Linked DNA regions of Homo sapiens: region 2 is linked to region 1. A link is an interaction called in ENCODE POLR2A ChIA-PET data of the cell type or tissue named here. Cell type or tissue: CD4-positive, alpha-beta T cell. All regions are shown on one strand. Each heading gives the region's core, and the rest is flanking DNA. Links, peaks and the distances in the headings are about the cores only. Region 1 holds the start of SNORA77 (small nucleolar RNA, H/ACA box 77). Region 2 overlaps ATP2B4 (ATPase plasma membrane Ca2+ transporting 4).

Region 1 (5,369 bases), core at 228-5,227:
GGCTCACTGCAAGCTCCGCCTCCCGGGTTCACGCCATTCTCCTGCCTCAGCCTCCTGAGTAGCTGGGACTACAGGCACCCGCCACCAGGCTGGCTAATTTTTTATATTTTAAGTAGTGACAGGGTTTCACTGTGTTAGCCAGGATGGTCTCAATCTCCTGACCTCGTGATCCGCCGGTCTTGGCCTCCCAAAGTGCTGGGATTACAGGCGTGAGCCACTGTGCCCAGCTTCCTTCCTTCCTTCCTCCCTCCTTCCTTTTTTTTTTTTTTTTTTTTTGAGACAGAGTCTCGCTCTGTCACCCAGGCTGGAGTGCAATGGCACGATCTTGGCTCACTGCAACCTCCATCTGCTGGGTTCAAGCCATTCTCCTGCCTCAGCCTCCTGAGTAGCAGGGACTACACGTACCTGCCACCATGCCCAGCTAATTTTTTTATTTTTAGTAGAGACAGAGTTTCACCATGCTGGCCAGGCTGGTCTCGAACTCCTGACCTTGTGATTTGCCTTCCTCAGCCTCCCAAAGTGCTGGGATTAAGGTGTGAGCCACCGCGCCCGGCCATGCCATTCATTTTCTGACAATGGTCCTGATCTAGGGCCTCAATCAACTCTACCATCCTTATCCCTGACCCCTAAGTAACAAGGACAAAATCAAAAGGAATTCCCTTTAGCCTTCATGAATCTGGTAGAATAATCTTAGAAATATCTATCTGCTTAATGCCAAGGGTTAATCTACCAGGAATGAAGGAAAGGTGCTGATTCCATTAACTGGACTTCATTTTCCCAGGAGGGAAGATGGGAAAGTAGGCAGAATGTGAGTGAGACAGTCCTTTTATAAAGCTTCCTGAGAAGCCATGAGCTGTTTAGGGCTAGTTTCTGGATCCAGATCACAGTTTGAGCAGAAACATCACTGCTTCCTCACATTATTCAGTTTTAGTTCCCTGGGACTGAGGAGCTTGAACCTGCAGGAGGAGAGGGTTTACACTTGGGGTGGGTGCGGGGGTTCCAGCTCCATGGAAGAAGGGACTGTAGAGACACCTTCTTCAGTGCTTATTGGAGTTACAAGGTCCCAACCTCCACAATTCTAGTCTCTAAGTTTTCTAACACCTCCCATACCAAAGCACTGCGATGAGAATGACAACAAAGATCAACGTGGAGGTGGCAGGGGGTTTTGTTAGAACCCAGCTGAGGCTGAAGGGCTGATGTTGGGAGCGGACCTCAGGGATCCAGGATACACGTTAGCATCATTAGCCTCATCAGCTTCCAGAGTCAGGTGCATCCTGGATGGCGTGAATTTGGTCACTGTGGCATCTTGAACATGCCTCACTTTAGGCTTTAATGCCATTTTGGCCCAACTGCCTCATGCTCCAACAATGCGGAAAGGTAGTATACCTAAAGCTATGTAGGCAGTGAAACCAAAAAGACCTTGTAGAGAGGGGCATAGTCAAGGAAATAGAAATTGGTAGTGGAGGGCAAGGAAGACCCATAAATCTCAGCCTCCCAGGACAGAAGACTGGAAAGGAGCAAGGAGGTACTGGACTGAGGGAATCTTGGCTAGGAGAAAAGAAATCACATAGTAGAAGTGGTTGATCCTGAAGAAAAACAAAGCAAAGACAGGTTATTTTGGAAAGAGCAGACCCAAAGGAAAGCACTGGGGGCTTTAGAGATGGGAGCCAAAGGCGCCAGGTTCTATGGGTACTTGGAGTCAGCAGCCTGGAGTGTGGGGTGGGGTAGGGAGTGAGCGTGGGGATTCTGGATGCCTGGATGCCACGAGGCACTTTGTGTAGGTCCCGCTGGAAATTTTCTTTCTGAGAGGAGGAACTTGAGAGAGGGAAAAGGAACCCTAGCGTTTCCCTACCTAGCCCTTTTCCACTTTTCTTTTTCTTCTTTTTTTTTTTTTTAATTCAGCTCTTCATATAACATCCCTTGTAAAAACAAAAGAATAAAAACAAACCAAAAAAGAGGGGCAGGGTAAATTTTTTTTTAAAAAAAGGAAAGGAAAGAGAGGAAAAGGAAATAAAATAAGACGATTTATTGTTTCTCCTCAGCATCCTCCTTGGTCTCCTCCTTCACTGAGAGACCTTCAAGCTTTTCTGCCACTTTTTCGGCATGATTGTTTTTGCCTGATCCTGGCCAAGCCGTCTCCTGGAGTTTCTCTTCTTGAAACTCAATGACCAAAGGAAGCCAAGTGGATGCATCCAAGCACCACCTAGACCATGGTCAGGCTGCTCAGTGACATCTGGTCACTTGCCACCACAGCTGCAGTCCAGCCTCACAGCAGAGGGGACCAAGCCCTCTGAGAGACAAACCAAGGACCACTGTAAAGCACCTTCTGGTGAGCTCCAGGCAGTGCCCGGACTCCAATGCCTGCCCAATTGGATGTGAGGCCAGCAACACGGAGAAGTGCTCAGGGCTCCCCAGGAAGCACCTGTGTCCCCAGGGAGCTGCATCGCCCTGGATAGGTGAGGCAGCCACAGCACCCTGGAATGTTTCTCTGGCAGACAGAAAAAGCACCTGCCTGGAAGTACAGTCAGGTGCATAGTGAGTCTGCAATCCACTTTTCTTCTTCTTTTTTTTTTTTTTTTTTGAGACAGAGTCTTGCCTTGTTGCCCAGGCTGGTGTGTAATGGCGCGATCTCAGCTCACTGCAACCTCAGCCTTCCGGGTTCAAGCGATTCTCCTGCCTCAGCCTCCAGAGTAGCTGGGATTACAGGCGCCCACCACCACGTCCAGCTAATTTTTGTATTTTTGGCAGAGCCAAGGTTTCACTATGTTGGCCAGGCTGGTCTCGAACTCCTGACTTTATGATCTGCCAGCCTCGGCCTCCCAAAGTGCTGGGATTACAGGCGTGAGCCACCGCACCCGGCCTCTTTTCCACTTTTCTATTTGTTGTCTTGCCTATAGGGGATAAGTTCCTACCAGGTATATAGTTTAGAATATTCACTCCATCTATCTCTCCTATACACTAACGAGGTGGGATTGACTGGGGAACTTCTTTTCTTTCTCTTTTTTTTTTGAGACAACTCTCAATCTGTCACCCAGGCTGGAGTGCAATGGTGTGGTCTCAGCTCACTGCAACCTCCGCCTCCTGGGTTCAAGCGATTTTCCTGCCTCAGCCTCCCAAGTAGCTGGGACTACAGGCATGTGCCACCATGCCTGGCTTGTATTTTTAGTAGAGACGGGGTTTCACCTAAGGCAGGGGATCCACCTGCCTTGGCCTCCCAAAGTGCTGGATTACAGGTGAGAACCACCGCGCCCAGTCTTTTTTTTTTTGTGAGACAGAGTTTAGCTCTCGTTGGCCAGGCTGGAGTGCAATGGCGCAATCTCAGCTCACTACAACCTCTGCCTCCCGGGTTCAAGTAATTCTTCTGCCTCAGCCTCCCGAGTAGCTGGGATTACAGGCATGTGCCACTACGCCCGGCTAATTTTGGATTTTTAGTAGAGACGCGGTTTCTCCATGTTGGTCAGGCTGGTCTTGAACTCCCGACCTCAGGTGATCCACCCACCTTGGCCTCCCAAAGTGCTGGGATTACAGGCGTGAGCCACCATGCCTGGCCGACTGGGGAACTTTCTAAAACATTTGCAAGGCCAGTTTTAGACAGTGAAACTTATTTTGAAGATCTCTAGCCAATCAGCAGAGAGAAATACGCCTGTTTTCTGGAGACCACCCTTGAGATCTTGGAATTTACAGTGTTTTTGAAATGGAAAATCTCAGGATTAAAACAATAAAGCTATGGGGGGTGAGAGCAGGGGAAGACAGAATTATCAATGCTTAGATCAGCGCATTCACCCAGGAGAAAGTAGTTACAATTGATGCATGGAAAGTGGAAAAAATAAAAGTTATTGTGGGGCTATAGACAGGGGACATAAGAGCAGCAGGGGTGGCTTCTATCCCATTTCAGAAATTGCAAGAAGGGAAGAGGCTTGAAGAAATTATTGCTTCCTCCTTGTCAGGAAGCAAGTCTGAATCCTGCAAAAGATGCTCAGACATCAAGAGACTATTGTCATTTTTACACATGAAACCATCAGATTCCCCACCATGGCCTTACACTTTGAATGGGGGAGATATAACAAGGTGAGTTTCTTTTACAAAGACCCTTCCAGATAGCATCTATTCCTATAATGGCAGTGTGAGGAAGCTATATTAAGTGAATGCTGGGTATGTTGGCATATTGATATTGTCTAACTCCTTCCTTCTGAAGGGTAGGGAAAAACTGAGCATTTCCCACCCTGGGGTCAGGTCTAGTGCTTGCAAGAGACCTTATGCTGAAGCTTGCCCATTTGATAGAGGGTGGCAGGCTGGGCTTTAGGGTCAACCCAGAGCTAAAGGACTATGCTAATAGTGTCCCATGGTCTAGGTCATTTGACTCCTCTCCTCTCAGAGGACCCCACACAGATCCTTTTGCGTGTCTGTCCTGAAGCTGAGGATCTAGGGCTGCCCATCAGTAGTGAGCCTTTGGAAGGGAAGAGATGCTGGCCGACAAGAACTGCTACCCTCCCAACACCTTCCAAGATGGGAAGCTGCTTCTCCCAAGGGAAGGACAGACCACTATCAGAGTACCTGAGTCTGGATACGGTTCAGGCCCCGGAACCAGAGGATCTGGCCTCGGCGCAGCTCCATCTCAGCATGGTCAATCTCATCCAGTCCCTCGGCATCCTTGGTGATCTCCTCTTTGGTGGTGCCATGCCCAGCCTCCTTCAGGAACTTCAGGGATCGGGTAGGTATTGCGGAGATGAACTGAAAACAAGCGCAGCGAAGAGGAAGACGTCAGAATCAGCGTGAGAAGAGCTGTCAGTCAACTTACATGAGCCAGGCCCTTGGGCAGGTTACTCTTTGCCCTACCACCCTTCCCACTGGAAGAGCAGTGGGCAGAAGCACCAATCCATCCAGGCAAGCATTCTCCAAGTGCCCACCAGCGGTCAGGCTTTTAGGAAGGTTTTCTGTATTTATGGACACACACAAAAGAGAGCTTCTATTCTAGTAATTGACCAGCCATCTGCCTGGTCATATACTTCATTTTCCTCTTTCTGTCTCATTTCTTCTGTTCCATTTTGCAATCTGTCTTTTAAGGTTAACAGAACTATACAGCATGGTACGCAGTAGGAAGAAACAGAGACCAGGACCTGGGGGAAAAGAGTTTGGGGAGAAGATGGTGATATTGCCTATGTATAGGCAAGGGGTTGAGAAGGGTATTGGAAATGAATGACCCCTTTCTTAGTTGCCACATGCAAAGTAGTTTCTGTGTTACAAACTCTTGTGAAAGGATACCAAAAGTTTTCTTGGGCTTGAGGTGAGGAAGTGGATGGGACAGTCCATAGAAGAGGGGTCACATGAGTATTATCAGAAGACAAGGAGCAGTACATAGGGTTTGAAAT
Region 2 (5,369 bases), core at 259-5,258, 81 kb after region 1:
TTGGGTGGTGGGTTCAAGTGTGTTCATTAGGTTAATAAAAAACATTAATAGCATATATAAATAAGCAGTAAAAGCGAGGCATGCATAAACCAGTCAAGAAAATGAACTGTAGATTTTGACTCATCCAATTTTGTGCATCTGAGAAATAAACAAAAGAGATAGAACTAGAAATGAAAGACAGAGACAGAGAGAGAGAAGAAAAAAAATGGTTCCTATTTCTACCAGCAACATTTTTTAACTTGTATGATCAAAGACAGCCATGGAACTATCTAAAAATATCAAGACTCTTAAATAAGAACTTTTGTTGAAAATTTCATGGTCTAAAATAGCCATTTAACAACACAGTCAAGGCCAGGCATGGTGGCTCATGCCTGTAATCCCAGCACTTTGGGAGGCCGAGGCAGGAGGATCACTAGAGCCCAGGAATTAAGAGAGCAGCCTGGGCAACACAGTGAGACCCCATCTCTACAAAAACGCAACACGAAACAAAAAAACATACACAATATACTGCATCTGACTTTATTATCCTAATAAAAAAATATCAATCAACTTAAAAATTCTGGCCTTTTGGTGGTGGTAGAGGGAGGAAGGGGATGAGAGTGGGAGTACAGTGAGGGGCAGAAGTGCTGATCTGCATTTACTGCTCTAGGGACAGGAGGCCTGGAAGCTGCCCTGTGCGGGACTTCCGCAGCCGGCATGCTGAGCCTCGCACCAGCGAGTCCCGGGGGTGTGGCAGCCTCGCTCGCCCTAGCCCGCCCCGCTCCCCGCCCGCCCTCGCCCCGGGCCGGCCGAGTTCGGACCTGCAGCTCCCCCGGCCTCTGCGCGGTGCAACTCAGCCGCAGGCGCCGGGCTCAGCTGGCTACCAGCGCGGCCCGGGAAGCAGCTGGGGAAACAAACGCCTTAGCCCTGGAGGCCTGGCTCAGCACAGAAGCCCCAAATAAGGCGGGCCGACTCCACCTGGGCAGCAGCGATTGCTCAGAGGGGGCCGATGACTCACTCGACCCAGCCAGCCAAGCACCTCTCTCCCTCCCCAGGGACCCTCGTCCTGTCCCCCACCACATCACACCACACCACAACCCGGGGAACACACCTGGGGAACCCTCCCAGTTCTCACCCTGCCCCTCACCTGGCCTCCCTGAAACCAAACCCTGTGGCTTCAGTGGCTCAGCCGACTTCTCAGCACAGCTTCCCCGGGAGCGCCCGTCCTTGAGCTGCCAAAACCCAGGGGACCAGGGCCTCGCTCCAAGCTTTACGGGGCAGGCATGCTTGATAAATGTCTATTGATCAATGCATGCATTATGTCAGAGGACAAGGGCAAAAACTGGGCTGGTTCTGGGATGTGTGCGTGAAAGCCACTCCGTTTACATCACCATGGAAGGGAAGGCTGGGGTAAATCTGAGATGCTTCAAAACAGGCTATTACAGCGTCTACAAGTGAGTGTTCTCATTAGTCCTCAGCAGCTCTGGAAGAAGGGGAGGTAACCTGGAGCACACCCTACTTAGCGTATGGGGACCCTGGGCCCCAGAGTGGCGAGTGTGACATGCCTGGCCGGGTACGAGTGGGGGCTGTGGAGTTTCCGTGACCTCAATTTTTCTGGTCTGTAAAGTACAGCACTTGGTTTTTTGCTTGTTTTTTAGACAGGGTCTCTGTTGCCCAGGCTGGAGTACAGTGGCATGATTAAGGCTCACTGCAGCCTCAACCTTCCTGGGCTCAGTGATCCTCCCACCTCAGCCTCTTGAGTAGCTGGGACTACAGGTATGCATCACCAGGCCTGGCTATTTTTTTGTTTTGTTTTGTTTTGTTTGTTTTGGTTTTGGTAGAGATGGGGTTTCCCCATGTTACTCAGACTGGTCTCGAACTCCTGGGCTCAAGCTATTCTCAGCCTCCCAAAGAACTGGGATTATAGGCGTGAACCACTACGCCCACCCTAAAGTGAAGCACTTTTAACTTTTCAAAGCACTTCCATTTAGATTCCATACTCTCTCCTTAGATTATCATAACTATCATTTGTGGATACAAACTAATGACGAATGAGAAAAGTGAGGCTCAGAGGTTAAGTGACTTGCTCAAGGTCACACTGTTACCTACTAGCTTGGTCAAGAATGGAAATAAATTAAGGAATTCTTTTTAATGCCCCAAGATTCCAAGATTTTTCACCCACTTTGAACACATCATTCGCACTTAACTGGAATTCACTCTCCCATTCTACAGCGTGGAGAGAAGCCACCCTACTCAAGAAAGAGGACTCAAATTTTATAGGAGCTGGAGAAATGAATGGTCTCCCCAACCTCAGGGGAGTAAGGAGGGACTTTCCCATGCAAAAATCTCCATAAATACGAATCTGTATATTTGTAGGCACTCCATGATATACAAAGCACTTTCATATCCAGTATTTCAAGTGATTCTTGTCACTTACCTTACCCTGTAAGGTATTCAAGAGGATATTATCTGATATTTTAAGGAGAGTGAAAAGGCTGCAGCAGTTAAGTGGCATGTTCAACAATAATACCCCATTTCCTTCCCATGCATTGCATTACATTGGTTACCCCTGAGGTTCTGAGATAACCAATGTAATGATGAAAAACTCTCTATATTCATAATGGAAACCCAAAGCATCTCTCTCCATTTTTCTCATTTCTGTCCTCAAGATGCCCAGAAAGGAGGAAGGTGGAGGGGTGAAACCTTGGTATGGGCCAGGGGACAAACTACGAGCACAGAGTAGCCCAAGCCTTCCCCAGAGTCATGGCAAAAGGTGGTACCAGCTCATGGGTGAACCCAAGACTCCATGTCCTGGCCCTGGATCCTGCACCGAACAGGTGCCTTGGACAAGCCTGTATCTGTCATGGAGGCCACCAGTACTCTTTATCACTCTTGAATTTGTAGCAGTCAGTTGGTACAACCTCCAAGAGGCTGGCACCTCGGGCTGTCATTCCAAAGCCACCTAACTGCCAAGGGGTGTCAAGTGGCCCACCACAAGCACAGGGACTTTCCCATCTAGTGTCCCATCATAGACACTAGACATTGTCTTTGTCCCCAGCCCCATGGTTGCTAATTATCTTTTGGCTGGTGACAGCCTCCAGATCTTCCTTTCTCTCTGCCCCTTCTTGTGCTATTCTTGGATTTTTTTTTTAAAAAAAACACTTCTTTTCTTTAAAAATATAGCTGCAGATAAAATATACTTAGCTTCTCTTTCACACATATACATTTAAGAGAATGAAGGCAGGAAATCTTTATGGTTCTCTCCAATCACAGGCCAGCATGAGAACCCAAATCACCAGCAGGAGCCAGCCTCTCCACCATGAATGAGTAATCTCACTCACAGATTTACAGGGGGCTTTATTTAGGGTGTTCCACATCTTATTCTAGAAGCCTGGCCTTTAGCTGAGCCTGTGTAAAAGCCACTTTACATTTTGACTCCCACTTCAAACACAAGTTGGCCTGCCCATCTTCTCACACCTTCATGTGAGATCCAGACACATAGAGGAAAGTACCTCCCAAAGGTGACCCAAGAGTTCCAAGCCTTCTCCCCTCTCTGATTTCTCATCCCAGGATCAGACCCTGTGCACCACCTAGGCTGGCTCCAGGTGGTCAGCTTCCAAAGCAAAGGCTATGGCCATCAGCACTTTTTTTTTTCCTAATCATTTCTTCATATATTTAAATTTTTTAAGACAGAGTCTCCCTCTGTTGCCTAGGGTGGAGTACAGTGGCACGATCTTGGTTCTCTGCAGCCTCAACCTCCTGGACTCAAGCAAGCCTCCCACCTCAGCCTCCCGAGTAACTGAGACCACAGACATGCACTACCACGCTCAGCTAATTTTCATACTTTTTGTAGAGATGGGGTCTGACTATGGTGCCCAGGCTGGTCTCGAACTCTTGGGATCAAGCAATTCTCCCGCTTTGCCTCCCAAAGTGTTGGGATTATAGACATGAGCCACTGTGTCCAGCCGTTTGTTTTTTTTGTTGTTGTTGTTATTTTCTGTTTTTTTTAGAGAGAAGTTCTTGCTCTATTGCCGAGGCTGGAGCGCAGTGGTGCAATCAGAGCTCACTACAGCCTCAAAGCCCTGGACTCAAGGGATCCTCCCGCCTCAGTCTCCTGAGTAGCTGGGACTACAGGTGTGCATCACCACACCTGGCTAATTTTTTTATTTTTTATTTTTTTAAGTGACGGAGTCTCACTAAGTTGCCCAGACTGGTCTTAAAACCCTGGCCTCAAGCCTCAGCCTCCCAAAGTGCTGGGATTACAGGTATGGGCCATTGTGCCCAGCCCATCAGCTTCTTTATTTCCCTTCTAAAACCACAGATACTTTGCCTCTGGTTGCCTGCTATCATTGGATTCCACTGGACTATGTTTGGGGCTGACTTGTGACCAATTCTTTATGATGTGGGAAAATGCTCATGATCTAGTATTGGGTAGGAAAAAAAAATTAAATCAAAATCTTATTATGCAACGTGTTCCCAATTTTGTTTAAAAAATGTATATACTCACCCACGTATATAAAAGACTAAAAGAGACTACACCAAAATGTTAGCAGTTATGTCTGGACTTGTGAACGTTTTAGTTTTCTCTTCATGCTTTTCTGAATATTCCACACTTTCTAGGATGATCCTGTGTAGAGGCAGTACATAGCTCAGAATCTTTTTTTATTTTTATTTATTTTTTTTGAGATGGAGTCTCGCTCTGTCACCAGGCTGAAGTGCAGTGGCACAATCTCGGCTCACTGTAACCTCCGCCTCCCAGGTTCAAGTGATTCTCCTGCCTCAGCCTCCCAAGTAGCTGGGATTACAGGTATGTGCCACCACGCCTGGCTAATTTTTGTGTTTTTAGCAGAGATGGAGTTTCATCATGTTAACCAGGCTGGTCTTGAACACTGACCTCAGGTGATCCACCCACCTTGGCCTCCCAAGGTGCTGGGATTACAGGCGTGAGCCACTGTGCCTGGTCGACTGTTTTTTTATTTTTATATTTTTTATTTTTTAGAGATGGGTTCTCATTATATCGCCCAAGATGGATTCAAACTCCTGGACTCAAGCAATTCTTCTGCCTCAACCTCTCAAAGTGCTGGACTACAGACACGTGCCACTGCACCCTTGGACTCTGAAGTTTGAGAGCCATGGTTTGAATTCCACAACCACCACTTGGTAGCTGTGGGAACTTGGATAAAAGTATTTTATCTCTTGAGCCTTACTTTCTTTTTTTGAAAGGGAAGATAGGAATGACTCCTTCCTTATTAGGATTGTCATGAGGAGGGAATGAGGTCATGCAGTTTTAGCATGTGTCTTGGTGCCTGAAATATAGTAAGTGCTCAGTATATGTGAGATCCTTTTTACATATTACTTTTATACTCTGGAAAAAAAGTAAATATTCTTAA

The links. Peaks named below come from ENCODE experiments on the same cell type or tissue, not always from the same donor. Only the 100,000 strongest peaks of a DNase experiment are listed, where the experiment ranks them.
Region 2: POLR2A ChIA-PET joins it to region 1 with 5 read pairs; 3 of 35 experiments call an interaction of 5 or more read pairs at or near these places.

What each region holds. Positions count from the first base shown.
Region 1 is chr1:203,726,757-203,732,125 of GRCh38, reverse strand. ATP2B4 (ATPase plasma membrane Ca2+ transporting 4) reads right to left here. Exons shown (of 21, transcript NM_001684.5): 20 at 4,555-4,731. SNORA77 (small nucleolar RNA, H/ACA box 77) reads right to left here and starts at 2,545; the gene lies at 2,421-2,545. It overlaps LINC00260 (long intergenic non-protein coding RNA 260), which reads right to left and starts at 1,549. Exons shown (of 1, transcript NR_046213.1): 1 at 273-1,549. In CD4-positive, alpha-beta T cell, for the core only: no CTCF peak of the experiment used is centred there; no DNase peak of the experiment used is centred there.
Region 2 is chr1:203,646,055-203,651,423 of GRCh38, reverse strand. All of the region lies in intron 1 of ATP2B4 (ATPase plasma membrane Ca2+ transporting 4), which reads right to left. Among named protein-coding and RNA genes, the nearest start is that of ATP2B4, 22 kb to the right of the region's middle. RefSeq lists a silencer at 723-892. In CD4-positive, alpha-beta T cell, for the core only: no CTCF peak of the experiment used is centred there; DNase peaks (open chromatin) are centred at 1,043, 1,763 and 2,943; H3K4me3 peaks cover 1,255 bases; H3K27ac peaks cover 2,780 bases.